Regions from separate parts of the Mus musculus genome. Here region 1 is linked to region 2. A link is a loop called in an ENCODE intact Hi-C map of the cell type or tissue named here. Cell type or tissue: heart. All regions are shown on one strand. Region 1 overlaps Gm46505 (a long non-coding RNA gene). Region 2 overlaps Rspo2 (R-spondin 2).

What was found. Peaks named below come from ENCODE experiments on the same cell type or tissue, not always from the same donor. Only the 100,000 strongest peaks of a DNase experiment are listed, where the experiment ranks them.
Region 1: a loop joins it to region 2, with 15 times the contacts of the local background. A loop is called at or near these places in 11 of 42 quality-filtered maps.

What each region holds. Positions count from the first base shown.
Region 1 is chr15:42,959,845-42,964,844 of GRCm38, forward strand. The region is part of intron 1 of Gm46505 (a long non-coding RNA gene); the gene reads right to left. Among named protein-coding and RNA genes, the nearest start is that of Gm41315, 20 kb to the left of the region's middle. In heart, a CTCF peak has its summit at 3,039 (motif pointing right); no DNase peak of the experiment used is centred here.
Region 2 is chr15:43,158,014-43,163,013 of GRCm38, forward strand. All of the region lies in intron 2 of Rspo2 (R-spondin 2), which reads right to left. Among named protein-coding and RNA genes, the nearest start is that of Rspo2, 10 kb to the right of the region's middle. In heart, a CTCF peak has its summit at 2,050 (motif pointing left); no DNase peak of the experiment used is centred here.

The DNA of each region.
Region 1 (5,000 bases), 200 kb before region 2:
GATAGATCATTGATTCATTCATCCTTATATACAAACACTTATGATATATAGATGTCATGCTTTGTTGAGAATAGCTTACAAGGAAAAACAGAAGAATGCTTGTAGTGTTAGTTACTGTTCTATTGCTATGAAGAGACACCATGACCAGGCTAACTCTTAATTTTTTTTTTGATTGGTGACTTGCATATAATTTTAGAGAGTTAGCCCATTATCAATATGGGACACAGACAGGCTTGAATTCCATTGCCTAGTTACTTTTTGAATTTCGTTACATTGGTGTACATCTCAGAAACCAGACAAGGGCAGTAGCTGACAGCTTTATATATTGCTCCTCAGGCAGCAGACAGAGAAACAGACACTGAGCCTGGCATTGTAGAGGAATTTTAACCCAGCAACATGGCTGCTTTGGTAAGGGATCACATAAAGGCTTATATGATACATCTGGAATGCAGACATGTTCTGGATTACAGTAGATCTGGTTGGAATATAGACATGCTCTTACTACACACCTTTTAATCACCAACAGCAAAGGCAAGGGTTAATTTGTAGAAAGAAGCAACCATGTTTGAATGTGACATCTAATTGAGGGGCAGACAAAGTGGTGAATCAGAGAAAGATTTGACAGAATGAGTCAAAGATAGGATATGACCAACTCTCACAAGAACAAGAAAGAAGAAAGAGAGGCTACTTAAGAACAGCACAGGGAGAGACAATGAGCTAGACACAGGTGAAGACAGAAGAAGCCAGAAAATGAGAATGAGCCAGAAGTTTAGCAAATATTGCCATAGTTAGTATGAGACAAGTAGAACAATTCAATCAGCAACAAGAGAAGCCTGGTTGAGTCAGTGGCCTTGGAAGGTTAGATTGTATGGAGGCTAGATGCATCCAAGCCTGTGCCTGGGAATAGTTAGGACAGAGAAAGAAGTGCCCTGGGCTCAGCCTAAGCCGTATATTCACATAGCTTGTGCATGGCTCTCATCTCAACCCTATTTCCTCTCAAGAAAATAAAAGTGACCATTTACATGACATGAACTTTTGAAACCTCAAAAGCCATCCTCAGTAACATACTTCTTCCAAAAGGGCCACACCTTCTAATTCTTCCCTAACAGTTCCATTCCCTGGTGACTAAGCATTCACATAGATGAGCCTATGGGGCCATTCTCATTCAAACAGCCATGCCTGTGCTTGAGGGACTGTCTTCATTTCAGAACTGGGCAGTCCAATACGTCTTTCTGGGTACATGGCCTTATCAGGAATACAGCTTCACATGTGTTGTGATTTACCACAAAGGCTATACTATTCAATGAAATGGGATCCACAATGTTTAGTGCTCAGTAAGAGTCCTAAGTTAAGCTATTTGTCCAATCTTACAAAGGGGAAATGGCCAGGAACATTGATTCTGGGACTCCTTTCAACTCTGCTTTTTCTCTCATCTTCTGTATAGTTTAGAGGGGAGTTCCTCATAAGGCAGATGGTTTATAGTCCCACATGAGTCCCAATTCCAGCACAGTCTCACATGTTTTGAGGACACATTTGTTGGTTAAATCCTTTCTCCTTTCTGCACCTTGCTGGCTGTAGTGTAATCCCATAGCCAGAAAGGACAGCATCAAACTGAGTGAGTAGGGCTCAAAACTTTATAGACTCCTCTTTTCAGACACTTCTCTTGGTTAGAAATACCACTGGCCTCCAGTTGCTAATATGCTCTAGCCTGCAGAGCTTAATGCAGCGACTGGCCCTGAGAGAGGGTCTCACAGTTAGAAAGGATTCATGCCACAGGCAGAATAAGAAATTAAGAGCAAAGCCCAGATTTCTAACCAGTACTTTTCAGCATTATCTTTTATTTTCTCTTCATTTTGTTTTTGTTTTTAATGTTTATTGATGCTTTACCTGAATGTATGTCTGTATGAGGATATAGACATTATGGTAGCTCACACCTGTATGTCGGAAGCCCTAGACAGGGGTGACCTGCCATGATTGTGTGAGTTGCCATGTAGGTGCTGGGAATTGAACCTGGGTCCCCTGGGTCCTCTGGAAGAGCAGCCAATGCTCTTGACTGCTGAGCCACCTCTCCAGTCCCAGCATTAGAGCTGTAATAGCTTCTATTTATGTCTTGTTATGGCCCAACAATGGCTTGCTACATGCACATTGTTTGTATTAATCCTCACCAGTTCCTCACAGGGTGAAGATAACTTTTGTCTTTGTTTGACAGATAAAGGAACCGGAACTTAAAGAGGATAGAAAGCCTGGACACCAAGTGCCAGGAAAAGAATGAGAAAGTGACTAAGCCATTCAACGGAACAAAATTCCTGTGCATACAACATTTTTTCAAATGAGGTTTCAAAATGTGCTGTGTTCTTCTAAGACTATTCTTTAAGCCATTCAGTATAAAGGTTTCTTCACCCATTTGTTTGAATAGTCAGTAAGTTCAGTATATGCTGAATACTAAATGGGAGTTTTCATTTACAGCTATTCCTAAAGGGACCTGATTCTAGGTAGAACAAACATAAGTTATTTAAATTGTACGCTAATTTAATAGTGAATGTGGTCATGCCTCATGCTGAGCCACAGATGATTTTCAGTGATAAGAAAATATCAAACAAGGAATACAAATGAAAAGGACATGCCGGGAAAAGTATGGGAAAATGGCTATACCTTTTGATATAATTCAATGAAAATTAAATTGCTTTTAGTAGACAATAATAAAATAAACCAACCAGAATGACTAGACGGGAGAATGACTGCTCGATTTCAATTCATAAAAACTTCAAGTGGAATGAAATGCCAAGGAAAGTGATTATTTTTTTAATGTTGAGAAAACTAGTGGTTGAAAATTTATAAATGTGTGTGGTTTTATTCTTTGAAACTTACCCAGCCCTGTCATGATCTGAAATTTCAACTACAAAGTTCAGCCACCAAATATCCTCTTTGGTGGAAGTCAGAATGTAACAAAAATAAATAGAATCCCCGCAAAGTTGAATGCTTCAGGTTTAAAACCAAGGAGGGGAAATCTGGGTGTACATTTTGTTCTATACCGACATTAGCCACTAGATGGCGAGATATGATGCCAAATAAAGGCAGCAGAGGCCTTTAAAGCGAGGCAGTCGGCCGAGTTTGAGGCAACTGAGGGTTTAAACCGTGCTGCCTGCATGGAGAAATGATTAAGTTACCCTGCTTTTAATCTTTTTACTACATTTTAGTCATTTGGTTTTTTTGTGTTTGTAGGGGTGGAGAGGCGCGTGGGAGGCAAGTGGTTAGTGAACAGTTCACAAGAGTCCTTTCCTACCATCTCGGGAATGGAGCTTAGGTCGTCATCAGGCTTGTTGATATGTGCCTTTACCTGCTGAGCCATCTTGCAGGCCCAGAGTACTTAATCTTTTTTTTTTTTTAATTCTGTATTTTTTTTTATTCTCTCATTTATTTAATTTTAATATTTTTATTACATATTTTCCTCAATTACATTTCCAATGCTATCCCAAAAGTCCCCCATACCCTCCCCCCAAACTTTCCTACCCACCCATTCCCATTTTTTTGGCCCTGGCGTTCCCCTGTACTGGGGCATATACAGTTTGCGTGTCCAATGGGCCTCTCTTTCCAGTGATGGCCGACTAGGCCATCTTTTGATACATATGCAGCTAGAGTCAAGAGCTCCGGGGTACTGGTTAGTTCATAATGTTGTTCCACCTATAGGGTTGCAGATCCCTTTAGCTCCTTGGGTACTTTCTCTAGCTCCTCCATTGGGAGCCCTGTGATCCATCCAATAGCTGACTGTGAGCATCCACTTCTGTGTTTGGTAGGCCCCGGCATAGTCTCACAAGAGACAGCTACATCTGGGTCCTTTCGATAAAATCTTGCTAGTGTATGCAATGGTGTCAGCGTTTGGAAGCTGATTATGGGGTGGATCCCTGGATATGGCAGTCTCTAGATGGTCCATCCTTTCGTCTCAGCTCCAAACTTTGTCTCTGTAACTCCTTCCATGGGTGTTTTGTTCCCAATTCTACGTGTGCACATTACTTCTATCTTGACTTTTTCAAATTCTTGCCTAGAAATACTCAACTAAGACCCATTTCATTGCCAGGCTTAGATCCTGACAACTTCTTCTTTGTCAATTGCCTTTTTTAAAAAAAAATGCTTAAATTATTCATATATGTATGTAGGCATTTTATTTGCATTTATGCCTGCATTCCTGGTGCCAACATTGACCAAAGTGTTGGAGTCCCTGAAACTGGACTTACAGATGTCTGCTGAAAATTGAGCCTACGACTTCTGAAAGAGAGGCCAGTGCTCTTATCTGTTGAGCCATCTCTCCATCCCGTGTCAACCTCCTTTCAGAAGTTCAAGTCCATCCTACTGTTTGACAGAATCTCTTAACATTAGCTGTTACTTTTCTTCTGTCCTATTTATTATTCGCGCGCGTGTGTGTGCTTGCACGCGCGCGCACACACACAGTCCATATCATCTCCATCATTCATCTTGGCTTCCTCTCAAGTCCCTTCATCCTTGTGTATCCAAATTGTTTATCCGCTTCGCTGAGCCCCTTTGCAGTCACTCGTTCTGGATAGAGCGCTGCTGTGGTGGTTTGAATATGCTTTTTCAAGGGAGTAGTGCCATTAGGAGGTGTGGCTTCGTTGGAGTAGATTTGGCCTTGTTGGAGGAAGTATGTCACTGTGCAGGTGGGCTTTGAGAACTTCCTCCTAGCTGCCTGGAAGACAGGAGTCTCTTAGCAGCATTTGGAATAAGATGTAGAGTTCTCAGCTCCTCCAACACCATGCCTGCCTGGAAGCTGGCATGCTTCTGACATGATGATAATGGACTGAACCTCAGAACCAGTAAGCCAGCCCTGATTAAATGTTGTCCTTTCTCAGAATCTTGGTCATGGTGTCTGTTCACAGCAGTAAAACCCTAACTAAAACAAGTCCTCTGTTTGCCTACATGGCATTTCTGGTAGAATGCTCTGTTTCAGGTCTAACCTAAGCCAAGTAAGTATCAAGATATGAGAGCAA
Region 2 (5,000 bases):
ATAATTAATGGGAAGTTTTCTATTTTGTTTAATGGATAGTTTTCTAAATATAAACATTCCTCTTCCTCCTTATGCCTAATGTAACTTTAATGTTATATTCACGCATGAGTAGAGGAATTTAAATTCTCTTCCCACTTGATGAGCCTCATGCAACTAGAGATGACCGTCTTGACTCTGCTCTTCTTTTTCCTAGAACTATCCCCTTAATTGCTTCAAACTTTTCTCTCTGAATTTAACCAAATTTGAGTGCTTGGTACACAGGTAGAGATGTACCCACAGAAGATTAATTCTCTTTTATATAAAGGAGCAAGTAGATCACACTGAAGTCCAATCTACAAGTTTTCCAGCTTTCTATGAATTCTCAGATAACATGTCTTAAAGGAAAGTAAACAGTCATTCATAATTGGCAGGATTCCATCAAGAGTCATACTGACTATGGCATGACTCGCCGTTAGGAATGGTCAAACATTCCTTCCCAAAACCACAATACACTAACCTCAACCAACCCACTAAGAGTGATTTGGGAAACTGTCAAATGTCCACTTTATAGACATCAGTGGGGTTTTGTTGTTGTTTTGTTTCATTTGTCCTATTTAGGTGGTCTCCTGACTCCAGCAAAGTTTCTCCACCATGCTATGCTGGAATAGGTGGGTAGCAACAGATATCAAGTGAAAGAAAAGCTACAGAAAGAATAATTCTACCTTCTCTCCATCATTAGGTAGATAGCACGGTCCTTGAAGAAACAGAAAATTTGAGCAAGTTCATTCATTCCATTCATCTAACTTATCATAGTCCCATTATAGTCCAGAACTAGCATGTAAAAGCCCCTCACAGTACCCTATAAGCCTGACTTTAAGCATACACGCACATACAAAGTGAGGGGATGCATATGTAAGAGAGAAGGTACCTTTAAAACATCAACAAAAAAGTGCCAAAACTTAGCTTTAATTTTTCAATAATTAAATATTTAATAATTATTAAATAATTAAATAATTATTTATCTATTAACACACACACACACACCGAAGAACAAGACTGCTTCATTTTAGGGCCTCCTTAGGTATGAGAACTGGGAGCCTTGACTGAAATTCTCCGGAGTTAACTGTACCTTCAGCAAGCATGTCTGAGACAAAGCAGGGCATTCAATAACCATCAATGCCCATGGAATAGCTGAGAATAACAAACATAGTTATCTCAAAGGGATCTATCTGGGGGGGGTGTATATAAGATGTGTCATTCAATCACAGGATATATACTGCACTATGATTCAATTAATCCTCATGGAGAGAGCAGATTGGACATCCCAGTGGGACAAAGCCAAGTTGGGCTTCAAAGTCTTGTACAAAAAGGAGGTGGGGGTAGCTACTATGCAAGTTAACACTGACATCACATAAATCCTTGCACATTACAGGCCAGCTTTGAGTACAAGAAAGCAGTGTTAGAATACATGTAAGAAGAAGAAGAATGAAGTAATAGATTTTAAACTATGACTTACATTTTATTACAAAAGATGGGGAAAGTACACCTTTTGAAAAGGGTAAATGTTATATTTTCATGTTAAGATTAGATGACCATTTGCAAGCAGTAACATACGAAGGGTAACTGTTCATGTGCAATAGATCCATCTATAAAGATTAAAGAGAATTGAGCATTTGGAGTCCTTTAAGTGACTCCAAACTTTATCAATGTCTTACACTTTTAAGCATGCACTTTAATGGGAAACATTTAAATAATAATTTTAAATTAACATTTCTCTAATAGGGTACAGAAGCTGGTGTTTAACTGCAAACCAGGACAAATTCCAACTTTAATATCCATGTCACAGGCATTAAAACTGTAAGGTTTGTTTCTGGAAAGAAGATGAAGAACCCAAGCCAAAGTGCTTGGGAAGAGTTAAAGCTTTAAGTACTCGCTGCTTTCATTCCTCTAGCTAATGGCATCAAGATAATCACATTATCAGTGGAGAGAGCAGAGCTGCCAAGGCAGCAAATAGGTACAGATCCTGCAGAACCTTAGGAACCAAGCAGGAAAAGAATGCAGAGTGTGCCCTCTATTGGTCTATACATCTTAATTGCTGAGGTGGTTTGATTCACAAGTTGTGTTTTCTCAGCAACAGGTAGGAGACAAAAGCCACTGTGGTACAAAAAAAATCTTTTAGTGGGTTGATGCAGAAATTGGGACCTAGTCTCAGCACACCATCCCAGAATGCACGAGTAACAAACCCTGGCTCTCAGCATTCTGTAGACTGAGAGTTTGATGCATATGCTCATATTGTTACAACCTGGTGATCCAAATTGCTGCCTGAAAATTATAACAGAATTTTATATCATAACTATCTTGCTGTAGACAGAATGGATAGGTAGATAGATGTACCTTGTTCCTGGGATGAAATTAGATTCTTTGAGGTTTTAGCAAATTCTCTTACATTTATTATATTGTATAAGCTCTCTAGATGTTATGTAGAATTATCAATTATCATTTTTTTAAATCCAAATGTGTTAACTGTGATCGTTTCAATGTTGTTTCATCAGGAAGGAATAGCCTTCTTTAAGTCTTACTTTTTGTATACCAGAAGCTGACACACAACAGTGGTACAACTGACATACAAATTAGCATATGTGCATAACTGAAGACCATGGAAACTTGACAGCATCATGGGCATCTCATATCCATGGAATAGGAACTAGACTTTTCTGTGAGGCACTATTTCTTGTCTTTATGTAACTAGGTGAAAGGGGTATTTTGAAAGAGGTGTGTTCTCTAAAGGAGGTCTTTGCTACTAGAAAGGTGAACTATTATCATTAAGGAAAAGGACTATGCCAAAGTAATTATTTGCTGTGGCTTCTGCTGTGGCCTTATGGTAGATGTGCCCTAGAGAATGACTGAAACCCCACACAGGAATAAAAGCTTTTAGAAAACAAAATTTGCATCGCTTTGAAGCAGCTATTAGATACTGTGTTCATTAAGGTTTCTCCACTATTCAATTAACCAACATTTCTTAAACTATTAAAGGAAAGAATTGAAGCGAGTACTACCTGGACACTTTAGGGAAAGGCCTAGATCTACATTGCCTTCCCTTCCCCAAAGGAAACAGTGTTGTTTTTCATTTCAGGAAGCATACAAAAGCTGTTGCCCCTCTCCTGAATCCCAAATTTATCACCTCTGCTCAATGGAAATGTGCTGAGCAAGAAAAAGTCTCCTTGGCAAGTATTCCTTTTACCCATATATCATTAAAATAGAGTGACTTCAGGTAAACTATAAATATTTTCCTCAAATGACAATATAAGAAAAACTATCTCCAATTTGTTCAACTACATTTTAGAGTAAAGAAGTAAACATATTTTAATAGGTTTCTCTACTCTTTATTGATTATTCTGATTATAATGTGTGCATATCCCCAAATACCTGCCACTAGAAGTCTATGTGTAAGACAAATGCAAACCCAAGTGTATTCTTATGTTCATGGTCACAAGTTCTGGCTCTTCATGCATTAGAAATAAGAAGTTGCTATAATTCATGTATCAGATTGGTGAAAACATACCAATTTTTCAAGTTTTTATTATAATATATTTATGGTCCCTTAATTTCTCCAACCTTTACTTCCAATTATTTAATCCCAGTTCTTTATTAGTGTAATTATGAGGTATAAGACATTTTGAGACTAATAACAGTCTCCAAACCTTCTGGATCAAAATTAAAATTTATTTCTATTTTTTGCAAATATTTATATAACAATAAATGCTGACTGAGTCTGAAGTGTTAGCGTCTCATTATACCCATTCAGTTCTTAACAATTCACTTTACAGTTCACCTATTATCTTACTAAGCAGCTCTCCATCCTTATGAAGCAAGCCCCACCCCCATGCAGCAATGAAATACCAGAATTCTGAGAGGAACTATATAATCACACCCCATGTAGCCTCTTTGCATCTACAAAGGAATTTGACTTCATAAATACATGAGCATACCTGTGTCTCTCTGAGCTATGATTGTAGGAATGTATTATATCAAAGTCACAAGTACCAAAATAAAGATTAAATTTTCTTGCAGTAATTTATCTAGTGTATTAGTATGAATGCCTTTTAAGAAAGTGCATATCTTTCAATTACTTTCTCCTCAATAATTTCTTCATTCATATGAATAAAGTAACCAGAGTGCACAAGTCCATTGTTGCCCCTTTCTCTAAAGAGGTGGTTTTTGAAATATAGGCATGCCTGCCTCAGGTGTTTCCCTACCTTGTCCCCAAGTCAAAAGCCACTTAAGAAACAATCAAACTATCACTTGAATGACAGGTAGGCACCTGGATCCATATGCATGTGCTGACTGGGAACGTTCATAGACATCCAGAGTAAACAGTGAGGCAACAATAGGCAGTTAAGCACTAAAATTTGAAGTATGTATAAAACACTGTAAATTTTAAGTCACCAAAATTTCCTAGGGACAATGAAATCTACTCAATATCTATTTGTTGTGTAGGAAAGACTCTTTGGGGAACAAGGATTGTCAAGATGGCAGTACCATAGGTATTGTCCATTGAGAATTATCATGTAACGCTATGAAATTAAATAGGTATAATGTCACCGGGCCTTAGAAAAGATGAACAGGTACTTCCAGGAAGGTCATCAAAAGCAATGGTATTTTAACTGGCTAATGTAGCATTTTAATAAAGAAAGTGAAGTAGCCTGATGGAGTTTAACTATGTGATGCTTTAGTAGGCTGGGAGGAGGTTAGGAACATATTTCAATCAGAAGGTGAGAACACTGACTACCATATAAAGAGATGCTACCCTTTGTGGGTAGGACAATGACTGGAGTGTTTGGGGTTTGTGGGCAAATAATATGAGTAGATCTGTGTCTGCAAATGGTGCACATGGCAGCGTTCTAAAGGGCTGAGGTATAGAAAGCATAAAGCTGTTAGATAAGGAGGCTATGATGTCCAAGATAGGAAATATGCTTGGAAATGGAAAAGATACACTCACAAAACATAGATATATCTAAGGC